Linked DNA regions of Homo sapiens: all the other regions are linked to region 5. The links are chromatin contacts, found by Hi-C or POLR2A ChIA-PET in ENCODE. All regions are on one chromosome and are shown on one strand. Each heading gives the region's core, a stretch centred on a gene start or an enhancer-like site at or near the end of the contact. The rest is flanking DNA. Distances are from core to core; before and after follow the strand shown.

Region 1 (2,700 bases), core at 140-2,639, 520 kb after region 5:
TTCTGAACTAAAATGTTTAAGCAGCCATACGCAAAAAAAAAGAAAAAATATGGATAGATTTTTATTTTAATTAAAACATTTAAAAAATAGAGACAAGGCAGCTGGGCGTGGTGGCTCACGCCTGTAATCCCAGCAATTTGGGAGGCCGAGGCAGGCGAATCACGAGGTCAGGAGATCGAGACCATCCTGGCTAACACGGTGAAACCATGTCTCTACTAAAAATACAAAAAAAAGTTAGCCAGGCATGGTGGCGGGCGCCTGTAGTCCCATCTACTGGGGAGGCTGAGGCAGGAGAATGGCGTGAACCCGGGAGGTGGAGCTTGCAGTGAGCCGAGATCAGGCCACTGCATTCCAGCCTGGGCGACAGAGCAAGACTCCAACTCAAAAAAAAAAAAAAACATAGAGACAAGGGTCTTGCTATGTTGCTCAGGGTGGTCTCAAACTCTCCGGGCTCAAGCAATCCTCCCGCTTCGGTCTCCCAAAGCGCTGAGATTCCAGGCGTGAACCACCGCGCTCGACCAGGAAAGATATATATATATATAATATATATTTTATAATATATCATGTTATATATTACACATAATATACAATATGTATAATACGCATAATAAAGGTATATTTAACATATATAAAAATATATATATATATAATAATTTTTTTTTTGAGACGGAGTTTCACTCTTGCTGCCCAGGCTCGAGTGCAATGGCTCGATCTCAGCTCACTGCAAGCTCCGCCTCCAGGGTTCAAACCATTCTCCTGCCTCAGCCTCCCGAGTAGCTGGGATTACAGGCGCCCGACACATGCCCGGCTAATTTTTGCATTTTTAGTAGAGACGAGGTTTCACCATGTTGGCCAGACTGGTCTCGAACTCTTGATCTCAGGTGATCCGCCCGCCTCGGCCTCCCAAAGTGCCGGGATTACAGGCGTGAGCCACGGCGCCCGGCCTGAATAAATCTTTTAAAACATAAAAATCTGGGTGACCCCCTGGCCGGCCGGCACAGATGCCGGGGTGGGGCCGCGAATCGGTTGGGACGCACTCTATCCGGCCTAGGGGCACCTGGGCCAGCAACGGGCCGCCGCGCGTGCGCAGTGGGCGGGGGGGCCCCGCGCTCCTACCTGCAAGTGGCCAGTGCCGAGTGCTGGGCCGCCGCTCCTGCCGTGCATGTTGGGGAGCCAGTACATGCAGGTGGGCTCCACACGGAGAGGGGCGCCGACCCCGTGATAGGGCTTTACCTGGTACATCGGGGTGGCGCGTGCCAGACACCAACGGTCGGAAACCGCCAGACACCAACGCTCGGAATCCACGCCAGGCCACGACGGAGGGCGACTACCTCCCTTCTGACCCTGCTGCTGGCGTTCGGAAAAAACGCAGTCCGGTGTGCTCTGATTGGTCCAGGCTCTTTGACGTCACGGACTCGACCTTTGACAGAGCCACTAGGCGAAAAGGAGAGACGGGAAGTATTTTTTCCGCCCCGCCCGGAAAGGGTGGAGCACAACGTCGAAAGCAGCCGTTGGGAGCCCAGGAGGCGGGGCGCCTGTGGGAGCCGTGGAGGGAACTTTCCCAGTCCCCGAGGCGGATCCGGTGTTGCATCCTTGGAGCGAGCTGAGAGCTCGAGGTGAGCTGGGCTCGCGGTCGCCCCTCTCGCGCGCCCTCTTTAAGAACCACGGCGTCCAACCTCCCTGGAAATGGGGGGAACATGGCCGAGGCGCGTGGCGAGGCCGCCTCGTGGAGGCCCCGGAGCGGCATCCTCAGCGCCCCAGCGATCCGGTGCCCATTAGGTGCGCCTTGAAGCCGAGGCAAGCTCCTTCGGGGTGCTGGGCTGCGGGCAAAGAATTCGGCCCTGTGAAGAGTTGGGTTCGGCCTGTCTCAGGCCCTGCCCACATCCCATCACAGGGCCGTGGACTTGAAGCCGGAACGTGAAATCCCTATAGACTGAATGCATTTCCTTCCTACCTGTTCTCTCTCCCCTTTTATTTTTATTTTTATATTATTTTATTTTTAATTTTTACTTTATTTTTTTGTAGAGACGGGGATTTAGCTATGTTGCCCAAGCTGGTCTGGAACTCCGGAGCTCAAGCAGTCCGCCCGCCTTGGCCCCCCAAAGCGCTGGAATTACAGGCGTAATGCACTGTGCCTGGCCTTTAAAAAAAAATTGAGGTTATTTTGGGGACAGTAGAGCGTCCAGACACATCCTAATTTGCATAGCTGCGCAGTTTTAAAAAATGCAATGCATTTTTACCTGTTAGGGTATGTGATTTCTGGCTAGTAAGCTACACCGAATCTTGGCTAGCACAGTTGAATTCCATGTCAGATTTGTAAACGCAAATTTGCTCTCTGCATTTAAATATATTAGATATATTTAGGTAACTACATTTAAATGTATTGAGACATTTAAATAAATTTGCCGTCTGTATCTAAATATCTGAAGTGGACCAGGTGCGGTGGCTCACACCTATAATCCCATCACTTTGGGAGGCCAAGGCAAGTGGATCATGAGGTCAGGAGTTCACGACCAGCCTGGCCAACATGGTGAAATCCCATTTCTACTAAAAATACAAAAATTAGCTGGGCGTGGTGGCAGGCGCCTGTAATCCTAGCTACTTGGGAGGCTGAGGCAGGAGAATCGCTGGAACCCAGGAGACAGAGGTTGCAGTGAGCTGAGATTGCACCACTGCAGTCTAGCCTGGGTGACACAGCAA
Region 2 (2,700 bases), core at 80-2,579, 760 kb after region 5:
CAGCTCACCACAACCTCCGCCTCCCAGGTTCAAGCAATTCTCCTGCCTCAGCATCCCGCGTAGCTGGGACTACAGGCACGCACCACCATGCCAGACTAATTTTTGTATTTTTAGTAGAGGTGGGGTTTCACTATGTTTGCCAGGCTGGTCTTGAACTCCTGACCTCATGATCCACCCACCTCGGCCTCCCAAAGTGCTGGGATTAGAGGCATGAGTCACTGAGCCCGGCCTGACATAGTAATTCTTTAAACCATCCTTCCTCAATGTGAAGCTCCTGGTGTATTTTCACCAGCTTCTCTCCTCCCTCCTCAAATCCTGGCTCAGTTTAGAATAACTACTCCCTTCTATCCTGTCTCCTCTCATCCTTTGCTTTCTTTTGAGAAAGAACTCTGAACGTTTTCTTTTTCTGAGATCTCTCCAGCTACTCTTCACTTTTTCTCCCCTGTTCTTGGTCTCCTCTCCTGTTTCTTTCCAACCCTCTCCATCTTCCCCACCCTGTACATTTTTTTTTTAACTCCCACTCCTCTTCCCCACATCTATTCCACTCTCACACTGCTCCTCCTTGGTGTAATAATATTCCTTGTCAATGATAATCTTCTCTTCCACGGTGTGGGACAGCAGCTCAAAGGAGTTCATCACCTCGATATTTCGGCCCTCCTGCTTGCCAATCAGAGCCCCAATCACTGGGAAAGAGAATGACATGGAAAAGGTGAGGGTAAAGAAACTTCTATGACCTGAGGGTCTGAGATCAGTGGGAACCATGTATTGGGGAAACGATGATTTGGGGGAGGGGGAATTGGCTCCAGTAGAGGAAGGGGAAAAGACCACTGCCTGGGGGAGGTGAGCAAGGAGAAGAGACTGGAGTCTATGCCCAACACTCACCCTGCACAGGCCGCCCCTCCTGGGAGCGCATGCGGATCCAGTGGTCTGAGATGTTGAGAATGACAAGGGGATGGAGAGCGACGGAAACACTCCCAGTCACTCCGCAGGCCATCACGCTGGGGACTACTAAGGGTGGAGGGAAAGGAGAGAGGGTGAGAGTCCGGGCCCCACGTTCTTCCCTGGAGATGGCAGTGGGGGACGGCGGAGCCCGGGCCACACTTTCCTCCCGTAACTTATCCCAGGGAAAGATGTTGCTGCTCCGCCCTCCTCCCTTCTCCCGGGAGCACAGGGAGGCCTCAACGAACCCCTGAAGGAGGTCTCCGGAAGCCACCCCCGCACGGCCCGTTACCTGCTGCATCCACCTCCATCCCGCTGCTTCCTCCGGTCCCGTTCGTAGCTGCAGCCGCCGCCGCCGCCGCCGCCATTTTCCCCGCGCCCGCCAGCCTCGGCCCCGCCCCCTTCCTTCCCGGCTTCCGTAAGGCGAGCGGCGCATGTTCGGTGTCCCCGCGGCGTGCGGCGGGCCTGGCGTCCGGGGAGCAGGCAGTTCCCGGGTCGCGGCGGGCGGCACTCGGTGCGGGGACGCCCGACGCCCTCTGGGCCTCGGTGCCTAGCGGGTTTTCCCAGACCCTGTCCCCGCCTGTCGCCTGCGGGTGACCTTTGACAAATTAACGACTTGATCGTCCTCGTCTGTGAAATTGGGATAAGAACGCCTAGTTCTTAAGGCTGTTGCAGAAGGAATGACATGTCGTGTTATTTCCCTCACAATAAAATCCAAACAACTAACCACAACCTGCAAGGCCCTGCCTGATCTGGCCCCGGCCTGGCCTCTTCTAGCCCTTGATCTTCAGGCTTCAGCTGCACTGGCCCTCATGTCTGGTGGTGGTGGTGGTTTGTTTTGTTTTGTTTGAGACAGGGTCTCGCTCTGTCGCCCAGGCTGGAGTGCAGTGGCCTGATGTCAGCTCACTGCACCCTCAAACTCCTGGGCTCAAGTGATCCTCCCAGTTCAGCCTCCCGAGTAGCTGGGACTACAGGCGCACCCCACCGCACCCAGCTAATTTTATTATTTGTTTTTATTTTGATAGAGACGGGGGTCTCACTAGGTTGTCCAGGCTGGTCTCCAACTCCCGGGCAGAAGAGATCCTCCATCCTCAGCCTCCCAAAGCACTGGGATTACAGGCATGAGCCACCGCACCCAGCTCTCCGTGTGTTTTTCACATGCTTTAGTTTCCCATTCAAAAGCCTGTGGTTCCTTCTCTTGTTCATCATGGTATCCCCTGTGACCAACACGGTGCCTGACACATTGGAGCCTAGATACTTTTTGAGTGAATGAAGGAATAATTAGGGGTGGAATCTGGTGTTGAGTTAGTTGCTCCATCTTGTGAAAGTTGCAGATACCAGGACAAAATCACATTGTCAGGTCCAAACAAATTGGAGCCATGAGAACACCAAGGAGAAGGTCTCATGCTTGCATGTCTGAGATAGGAATTATCTCAAGGACTTTCGAAAATAACCCCACAAGGCCAGGCATGGTGGCTCACACCTGTAATACCAGCATTTTGGGAGACCGAGGCCAGACAATCACTTGAGGTCAGCAGTTTGAGACGAGCCTAGCCAACATGGTGAAACCCCATCTCTACTAAAAATACAAAAATTAGCCAGGCGTGGTGGCAGGCGCCTGTAATCCCAGCTACTCAGGAGCCTGAGGCAGGAGAATTGCTTGAACCCGGGAGGTGGAAGCTGCAGTGAGCTGCGATCGCGCCACTGCACTCCAGCCCGGGCAAGACAAAGTGAGACTCCATCTCAAAAAAAAAAAAAAAA
Region 3 (2,700 bases), core at 59-2,558, 690 kb after region 5:
CCTAGCTACCCCTGAGCTCCAGTACAAGGACAAGCTGGATGCCAAGCAGTTCCCCCCTACCGTCTCACTGCCCCTCAAGACTTCAAGGCCACTCTCCCCATAAACATCAGACTACAGATTTAGGTGGAAGAGCAGCCATGTTTGAAGGGCACATGTGATGAGTGGGGGGCAGCAAGATGCCATTTCTGCATCTCCCAGAAGGGATGAGTCTTTGTCCCGATGCAAGCCCCCTCTTCGCTGGGCTCCCAGCAGTGCTTCCCTCCTCCACCCTCCACTCATTTTGTTCTTTCCCCCCAACTTTTTTTTTTTTTGAAACGGAGTCTTGCTCTGTCCCCCAGGCTGGAGTGCAGTGGCATGATCTCGGCTCACTGCAACCTCTGCCTCCCAGGTTCAAGCGATTCTCCTGCCTCAGCCTCCAGAGTAGCTAGGATTACAGATACGTGCCACCATACCCGGCTAATTTTTATATTTTTAGAGACAGGGATTCAACATGTTGGTTAGGCTGGTCTTGAACTCCTCACCTCAGGTGATCCACATGACTCTGCCTCCCAAAGTGCTGCCATTACAGGCGTGAGCCACTAGGCCTGACCTCCCCTTCCCCTTTCCTGCCCCAAGGCAGATCCACATCACCGAAGCTCCCTAGAGGGGCAAAAGATGGAGTGAGCCACAGGAAGTTTGGGGCGTGGTGAGTTGGAATGATACGTCCATTTCTCTATGAAATATTTGCTACTAGACTGTTCATTTCTCTCTGACATGTTTGTTGAATGAATAAATAATTTGAAACTTCTACTTGATTTATGGAGGGTGGAAAGGGGAGGGATGGAGAATCTTCCTGGGAGAAGTGGGGTTGGAAGGGTTGTTTTTTTTTTTTTTTCCGAGACAAGATCTCACTCTGTCACCTAGGCTGCAGTCCAGTGTCCCAATCATAGCTCACTTCAGCCTCAAACTCCTGGGCTCAAAGGATCCTCCTGCCTAGGCCTTCTAAGTAGCTGGGAATACAGGCGCGCGCCACCGCGCCCGGATAATTTTTAAATTTTTTGCAGAGAGGAGTTCTTGCTATGTTGGCCAGGGTGGTCTTGAACTCCTGGCCTCAAGCGATCCTGCCGCCTCGGCCTCCCACAGTGCTGGGATTACTGGCGTGAGCCAACCCGCCTGGCCGACGAGGTCTTCCATTTCTTTTCCAAGAAGCCTGGCCGCAGCCCCCGCCTGCATTCTCGCAGCCTCAGAGCAGCGGGACCCCGCCCCCTCCTCCACGGTCCGGGCACCCGCAGATTCCGGGGCCTCGGCGGCCACGCCCCCTCCCTTCCGCTTCCTGTTTCTCTCCAGTCATTCGGCTCAGTACCCCGGTTCCGGCGCTGCCGGGTCTCGGTTCGGGTTCGTTGCCCCGGTGCCGGGACCGGGCCGGTCTCTCCGGCCGCCCCAGCCGGGCGCAGCAGCCGGAGGTGTCGGGACCCTCTGGACCCACCCTAGCGGGCCCCGCCGGCGGTCGGCCTCCGGTCCGGGCTCCCAGTCGCGCCGTCCTCGCCGCCCCATGGAGTCCCAGTGCGACTACTCGATGTACTTCCCGGCCGTGCCGCTGCCGCCGCGCGCGGAGCTGGCAGGGGATCCGGGCCGGTACCGGGCGCTGCCCCGGCGCAACCATCTGTACTTGGGGGAGACTGTCCGTTTTCTGCTGGTGTTGCGCTGCCGGGGCGGTGCGGGGTCCGGCACCGGGGGCGGCCCGGGCTTGGGCTCCAGAGGAGCCTGGGCAGAACTGGCAACCGCCCTGGCCGCCCTGGCCTCGGTCAGCGCCGGAGGCGGGATGCCGGGGGGCGGCGGCGCCGGCGACCAGGATTCGGAGCCCCCAGGGGGAGGGGATCCTGGGGGTGGGGGTTTGTTCCGAGGCTGCAGCCCCCTTCTCACCCACGGCCCGGGCCCTGCTACCTCAGGGGGAGCGACCACGGTGAGGAGCTTTGGGGGACCTGGCACAGGACGGAGGGGCGGTTTGCTGGGGGCCTGAGGCAGGAGGCAGATGAACTGCCGGTCTTAAAGGGAAAGGCTGCAGGCTGCCTCTGACTTGCTCCTGACCTCTTCACCCCTTTCCCAACCCCAGCTGCCTGTGGAGGAACCGATTGTGTCCACAGATGAGGTCATCTTCCCACTCACCGTTTCACTGGATAGACTGCCCCCAGGGACACCTAAGGCCAAGGTAAGATGAGCAAGAGTGGAGCTATTGTCCTAATTCAGACACCTTTTCCGGGCTCAGCCATCTGTCTTTCCTCTTGACAGATTGTAGTGACTGTGTGGAAGCGGGAGATTGAGGCACCAGAGGTCAGAGATCAAGGCTACCTGCGATTGCTGCAGACCCGATCTCCTGGGGAGACATTCCGGGGCGAGCAGAGCGCTTTCAAGGCCCAAGGTGGGCAGGGCAGCGCAGAGGCAAAGGGCTAGAGTCTGGGAATTGGGGGACAGAGGGGAGGGGTCACACTGGAAAGTGGCTAATGGGCTCTGAGAAGAGGAAGGTGAGAATTCTGGGTTGGAGGTGAGGTCAGCCTCCAGACCATCACTTCTTGCCCCCACCCCCTCCCGCAGTGAGCACGCTGCTGACTCTGCTGCCCCCTCCGGTTCTGAGATGCCGGCAGTTCACTGTGGCTGGAAAACACTTGACCGTGCTCAAGGGTAAGCAGGGCTGCCGGCTCCAGCCTCCGGGAGCAACAAGGG
Region 4 (2,700 bases), core at 191-2,690, 680 kb after region 5:
AAATAAAATAAGGCAAAGAGTGGACCTAAAGCACCAAGGGATTACAGACACCAGAAACTGGGCAGTGGGTTTGGAATTGCTCTCCAAAAGCCGAGGCGTGGTGCACAGTGCTCCCGCCTATAATCCCAGTACTTTGGGAGGGCGAAGCGGGAGCATCGCTTGGGTCCAGGAATTCAAGATCAGCCTGGGCCACATAGCAACGCCCTGTCTCTAAAAAAAAAAAATTAAATGGAAAAAAAAAAAAAAGCCAAGCAAGGCAGACAGCAGGGCAGCTTCAGACGCACCCCTCTCTGGAGGCTTCGGAAGTATAAACCGCCCTCTGCAAGGGAACTTACAGGTTTTTTAAAATGAAATAAAAAAAATAAAGAAAGAAATAAGAAAAAAAATACAAGAAGACCCCAGGCTTTCGTTTCCAGAGGACTAGCACCTGATTCCACCTGGAATGGAACAGGAGGCTCTTAAGGATTTGGGGGTGGAGGCGCCATGAGAATAGGGCTGGAAACGCAAAAGGAGGAAAGGCAGGTGCGCGTTTCCTATTTTTCCAGAAGGTAAAAATATCTACGACTGCCCCTGGGGTAAGCGGCTCCAGGATAAAGAGCCTTCCAAGCGCTTAAGAGAATGGACTCTCAGTCTATGGAGGCCTGGGGAGAGGATTCTCCAGCTCTGTGGCGGAGGCCATTGGGGCACGGCCCGGGAAGGCTCCTAGTGTCAGGGCCGGGAGGGTCGCGAGAGGGCCTATTCTTGGGTCAAGGAGAAACCTGTCAGAGCCTGGAAGAGTGACTTCTGGCCGAGCAGGGTTCAGGGAAGGTCCCCACCTCAGGTCCCTCGGGTGTCTCTGGCCACCCCACCTTCCACACAGGCGCCCGCCGCTGCCCTTCCGGGGGCGAAAGATTCCAGAAAAGCGCGGGAACGTACAAGACACGCTGTGCGCAAGCGCAATCCCAACGGCTCGCCCAGGGCCAGTAGCTATCGCGAGGTTTGGAAGTGTGCGAGCTGATGCGCGCCACGTTTGAGTCACGCCGCTCCACAGCCTCGTGTGGCCTCAAGCTCTCAGGCGTCCTGCCCTCTCACGTGGGCTTGGGCACGCGGGCGGCCCGCTTTAGCCCCGCCCCCACCCAGGTCCCACCCCCGCTACCCTCAATCTCCTACTCCATTGGGCGGGTTTTGGACCAGACTGCTAGTAACCCCTTTAATCTGGCTTCTCAATTGCCATAGGCTAGGTTCCACCCAGGCCCCGCCTTTTGAGCCGGATCGCCACGCCCCCGAGGGAGACCACGCCCCTATTTCACCAACCTCCTGAGTGCCAGCCGGGTCCCGCCCCCCTGCCGAGCTTCCGCGCTACATTGGCTTAATTTCTTCCTTGCCCCCGCCCCTGAAGCCGGCTCCGAGCCATTATTGGCGGGGCCCCGCCTCGGGCCCCGCCCCCTGTCCGGCTCCCCGCTCCCATTGTCTCGGCAGATGCCGCCTGGTCCAGCTATCGTGCTCGGTATTCAGTTTTCCGGAGCAGCGCTCTTTCTCTGGCCCGCGGAGCGGTCCCGCGGCCGAGTACCGGATTCCCGAGTTTGGGAGGCTCTGCTTTCCTCCTTAGGACCCACTTTGCCGTCCTGGGGTGGCTGCAGTTATGTCCGCGCTGCGACCTCTCCTGCTTCTGCTGCTGCCTCTGTGTCCCGGTCCTGGTCCCGGACCCGGGAGCGAGGCAAAGGTCACCCGGAGTTGTGCAGAGACCCGGCAGGTGCTGGGGGCCCGGGGATATAGCTTAAACCTAATCCCTCCCGCCCTGATCTCAGGTGAGGAGAAAGAGGAAGACTAGAGAATTGGGGGTGGGGGGCGGGGGCGGGGCCTCCTCATCTCACAATAACTCTCTTCCTTTTCAGAGTGACCGTTATACTAATCTTTTCATCCCACAGTAATGTCTGTTCTCCTCCTGTAACTTCCTTACCGGGATCACAATAACCCTCCTATGCAAAGAATAGCGCTCTTACTCCATCCCCACCCCAGGAATCCCCTCCTCCTAATTAACACCCCCTATGTGTTTCTTTCTTCACAGCCATGTTCTCCTCGCTGTTTCTATTAGCCCCTTCTATGAGAATACTTTATTGCTCACCAAGTAACCCCACCCTTCCAAGCCCCATTCTTCATCCCCTAGAAGCTGTTCTCCAAGTCCCTCGAGGTCTGGGGTGTGGACATTGGGGAGGGTCACCTGAGGACACTCTGACCACTGACTTGGCCCTCAGGGCAGCTGTTAAATAGATGATCCCGTGGCTAATGGGAGTGAACTTGGGATGGGTCAGGAGACAATAAGGTAGGGGATAGGTTCAGGTAGGGAAGAGGGTGCAGACAATAGAAAAGAGACCAGGCAGGTAGAAGAGAAGGCATAGTCCCCAGAGATAGGCGGGAAATGGAAGGGATTTTAGGATATCACTTCCCACCATTCCTTCACGTCTCCTCTGTCCAGGTGAGCACCTCCGGGTCTGTCCCCAGGAGTACACCTGCTGTTCCAGTGAGACAGAGCAGAGGCTGATCAGGGAGACTGAGGCCACCTTCCGAGGCCTGGTGGAGGACAGCGGCTCCTTTCTGGTTCACACACTGGCTGCCAGGCACAGAAAATTTGATGGTGAGGACCTGGGGTCCCCAAACTCAGCTTCACAGCTCCTCTCGGTGCTTAGGACCCCAGCAAGGCTCCTGTCCCCACTCCTTACT
Region 5 (2,700 bases), core at 80-2,579:
ACCCTGGTCAACATGGTGAAACCCCGTCTCTACTAAAAATACAAAAAGTAGCTGGGCATGGTGGCTCATGCCTGTAGTCCCAGCTACTTGGGAGGCTGAGGCAGGAGAATCCCTTGAACCCAGGAGGCAGAGGTTGCAGTGAGCCGACATCACACCACTGCACTCCAGCCTGGGTGACAGAGTGAGACTCCGTCTCACAAGAAAAAAAAAAAAATTAGCCAAGCGTGAAGGTGCATGCCTGTAATCACAGCTACTTGGGAGGCTGAGACACGAGAATCGCTTGAGTCCTGGAGGCGTAGGGCTGCAGCGAGCCGAGATCATGCCACTGCACTCCAGCCTGGGTGACAGAGCGAGACCCTGTGTCAATAAAAAAAAAAAAAGAGACAACCGCAAGGAAACAGGAACGCACCCACACCCTGCTTACCGGCAACTCAAAAAAGTCCGTGGGCTGCAAATGGTACCAGCCACTGCCCCACAAAAAAGTGGTACCCCAAACCTGTCAGCAGGGGTTTCAAGGCCCCTCCCGGCTCCTGGGGGCCACCCCTTCCCTTATGTTCCTGAGACTAGGGATGGCACCGGTTCTGGAAAGGGGCAAAGGTTCTCTGACGGCACAGGCTTCTCCAGCCTCTCCTTCCTTAACTAGCAATGCAAGAGGAACCAAATCTCCCAAAAGGGAAGTAAGTTACGGGCAGGAGAGCCTTCCCCATCCTCTCCTTCGGTGTCCTGAGCTGCCCCTACCAAGCCCCCCAATGCAATCACCGCACCCACAGGTAACAAGAAACTTCCAACTCTTTCAAAACCCCACCCTCCGTCAATCCTCTCCCTCAACCCATCTCAAACCCCCTCCTCCTCGCCTTAGCCTCCCCGATTCCTCCCATCCACACGAGGCACCCCTCCCCACAAACTCTACCAACCCAAACACACCCTAGCGAAACAGAAACACAGACCGGCTCCCACCGAGCGACACAAGGTCCCCGGGTCCTCCTCCTCCCCCAATCCGGGCTCCTGCCCCTTTGCGCCCGTTGGGGTGCAAGGGAGCCAAGATATCCTTCTCCCCGGCCAGGTGCACCCCACAGCTCGGGGGCCGCGAGGCGCTCACTCACCCACCCGCAGGACGCAGCGCTCGGGGGCGATCCCCGCGAGCCGGGGGGCTCCGCTCGGGCGGAGAGTGCACGGGGGCCGGAAAAGACAGCTGCGGCTACCGGGATGCCAGGCCTGGAGCCTGTCCCCACCCCCACCAGCACGCGCGCGCTATTGGTCCCCGTCCTCGGCCCCGCCCCATGGCGCGCCCGGAGAAGCCCGACCCTCTCTGCTCTTCCCCAGCCTGCGCTGCTCCAGCTCCACGTGCGCCCGGGGATGCAATGCAGCCCTGCAGACAAGCGTCTCCGGCAGGACGTGGGCCGCGGGTCTCGGAGCCTCCTTCACTTAGGTACAAACAATCGTCGCCGCAGGGGCCGGACCCCAGTCCGAGCTCCGAGGTGCGGTGAGCAGCCACCCCACTAAAGGGGGCGTGTGAGGATGGCGGAAAGCGGCAGGGAGGTGGGCGGGGCTGCAACACCTGGGCCAGGTGCGTCACGGGAAATCCGGCCCACTTCGTTCAGGGACTTCTGGAGTTCTAGTCCTCCAACCTCTCAAAACCCTAGAACCTCCACCGGGTCCCAGCCTCGCCCCTCACCCGCTGCGGGGATCCTCCCTTCGCGCCCGATCCAGCTGCGCTCTTCGCTTCCGCCACCGGAGGGAGCCATTGGCCGCCGATCTGGGCCCAGGGTCGCTTTGCACCGTCTGATGCCCGCTTTCTTGCCTCCCTGCAGTGTTCTCACTTCCAGCAGAAATCCTAGAGCCTATGAACTCTACTGAGAGCTGAGACTCCTTCTTCACTCTTTACAGATCCCATGAACAGCAGTACCACCTGCCAACGCGTCCTCATATGTAAAATGGGCATAAACTCGAACCTCCCTCCTAAGGCTGTGAGTTCAGTGAGCATTTAATGGGCACTTTAGAACAACGCCTAAAGGTTTGATAAATTATCCCTTGCAAATAGCACTGCATTAAATTAGCCACTCTGTGAGGTAGGTACCGCTATTTCAATTTTTCAGATTAGGAAATTGGAGCTTGGAAAGTTTCAGATACATTTCCTTTTTTTTTTTTTTTTTTTTTTGATCCAGGAACTATTACACAGGCTGGAGTGCAGTGGCGCGATCTCGTGTCACTACAACCTCTGCATTTCCGGCTCAAGCATCCTCCTGCCTCAGCCTCCGCAGTGCCTGGAACTACACAGGCACACACCACGCCTGGCTAATTTTTAAATATTTTGTAGAGACCGGGTTTCGCCATGTTGCCCAGGCCTCTCTGGAACTCCTGAACTCAAGCATGCGCCTGCAGTCCCAGCTACTTAGGAGGCTGAGGCAGGAGGATCGCTTGAACCTGGGAGGCAGAGGTTGCAGTGAGCTGAGATCGCACCACTGCACTCCAGCCAGGGCAACAGAACGAGACTCTGTCTCAAAAAAAAAAAAAAAACTTTTTCAGGGTCAGTTAGTTATAAGCACTCCCTTGGCATACCCTGGCCTGTCCGTCACTGAACTCTGCTTCCATAAATCTCAACCTCCACCTTACCTTGTTAGTCTGTGGTTTTGCCTTGGACCTTGTCTTCATCAATGACTGCAGCCCCTCCTCTTCAGTTCACCTCTTCTACTGCGCTTA

What was found. A loop is a pair of places that touch in the nucleus more often than their neighbours do. ChIA-PET counts read pairs that join two places held with the same protein, here RNA polymerase II (POLR2A). Pooled maps may share reads with other maps.
Region 1: a pooled map shows a loop between it and region 5 (8-fold over the local background). The contact joins the promoter of STAG3L5P-PVRIG2P-PILRB here to the promoter of SLC12A9-AS1 in region 5. A Hi-C loop is called at or near these places in 2 of 50 pooled maps. POLR2A ChIA-PET finds 5 or more read pairs at or near these places in 2 of 52 experiments (HEK293 and activated T-cell).
Region 2: a pooled map shows a loop between it and region 5 (7-fold over the local background). The contact joins the promoter of COPS6 here to the promoter of SLC12A9-AS1 in region 5. A Hi-C loop is called at or near these places in 4 of 50 pooled maps. POLR2A ChIA-PET finds 5 or more read pairs at or near these places in 2 of 52 experiments (activated T-cell and naive thymus-derived CD8-positive, alpha-beta T cell).
Region 3: a loop to region 5 is called in a pooled map, with 4 times the contacts of the local background. The contact joins the promoter of TRAPPC14 here to the promoter of SLC12A9-AS1 in region 5. A Hi-C loop is called at or near these places in 5 of 50 pooled maps. POLR2A ChIA-PET finds 5 or more read pairs at or near these places in 2 of 52 experiments (OCI-LY7 and RWPE1).
Region 4: a loop to region 5 is called in a pooled map, with 4 times the contacts of the local background. The contact joins the promoter of GPC2 here to the promoter of SLC12A9-AS1 in region 5. A Hi-C loop is called at or near these places in 1 of 50 pooled maps. POLR2A ChIA-PET finds 5 or more read pairs at or near these places in 2 of 52 experiments (OCI-LY7 and RWPE1).

Annotation. Positions count from the first base shown.
Region 1 is chr7:100,334,754-100,337,453 of GRCh38, reverse strand. STAG3L5P-PVRIG2P-PILRB (STAG3L5P-PVRIG2P-PILRB readthrough) reads right to left here and starts at 1,389. Exons shown (of 17, transcript NR_036570.1): 1 at 1,117-1,389. It also overlaps the pseudogene PMS2P1 and the pseudogene STAG3L5P. RefSeq lists a silencer at 1,021-1,090 and enhancers at 1,581-1,720, 1,409-2,287.
Region 2 is chr7:100,087,598-100,090,297 of GRCh38, reverse strand. It overlaps COPS6 (COP9 signalosome subunit 6), which reads right to left and starts at 1,329. Exons shown (of 10, transcript NM_006833.5): 1 at 1,232-1,329; 2 at 883-1,008; 3 at 552-683. The coding sequence starts at 1,307. RefSeq lists enhancers at 1-931, 438-1,129, 2,516-2,700 and a silencer at 1,280-1,469.
Region 3 is chr7:100,157,331-100,160,030 of GRCh38, reverse strand. It overlaps TRAPPC14 (trafficking protein particle complex subunit 14), which reads left to right and starts at 1,308. Exons shown (of 11, transcript NM_018275.5): 1 at 1,308-1,942; 2 at 2,093-2,188; 3 at 2,269-2,398; 4 at 2,572-2,658. The coding sequence starts at 1,532. GAL3ST4 (galactose-3-O-sulfotransferase 4) reads left to right here. Exons shown (of 4, transcript NM_024637.5): 4 at 1-787. The coding sequence ends at 103. RefSeq lists silencers at 1,174-1,813, 1,844-1,993, 2,025-2,201.
Region 4 is chr7:100,176,121-100,178,820 of GRCh38, reverse strand. GPC2 (glypican 2) reads left to right here and starts at 1,440. Exons shown (of 10, transcript NM_152742.3): 1 at 1,440-1,787; 2 at 2,456-2,614. The coding sequence starts at 1,622. It overlaps STAG3 (STAG3 cohesin complex component), which reads right to left and starts at 903. Exons shown (of 34, transcript NM_001282717.2): 1 at 816-903. RefSeq lists silencers at 1,129-1,178, 1,359-1,478.
Region 5 is chr7:100,851,243-100,853,942 of GRCh38, reverse strand. It overlaps SLC12A9-AS1 (SLC12A9 antisense RNA 1), which reads left to right and starts at 1,329. Exons shown (of 2, transcript NR_146550.1): 1 at 1,329-1,429. It overlaps SLC12A9 (solute carrier family 12 member 9), which reads right to left and starts at 1,230. Exons shown (of 14, transcript NM_020246.4): 1 at 1,108-1,230. RefSeq lists a silencer at 994-1,303 and enhancers at 1,594-1,743, 1,814-2,013.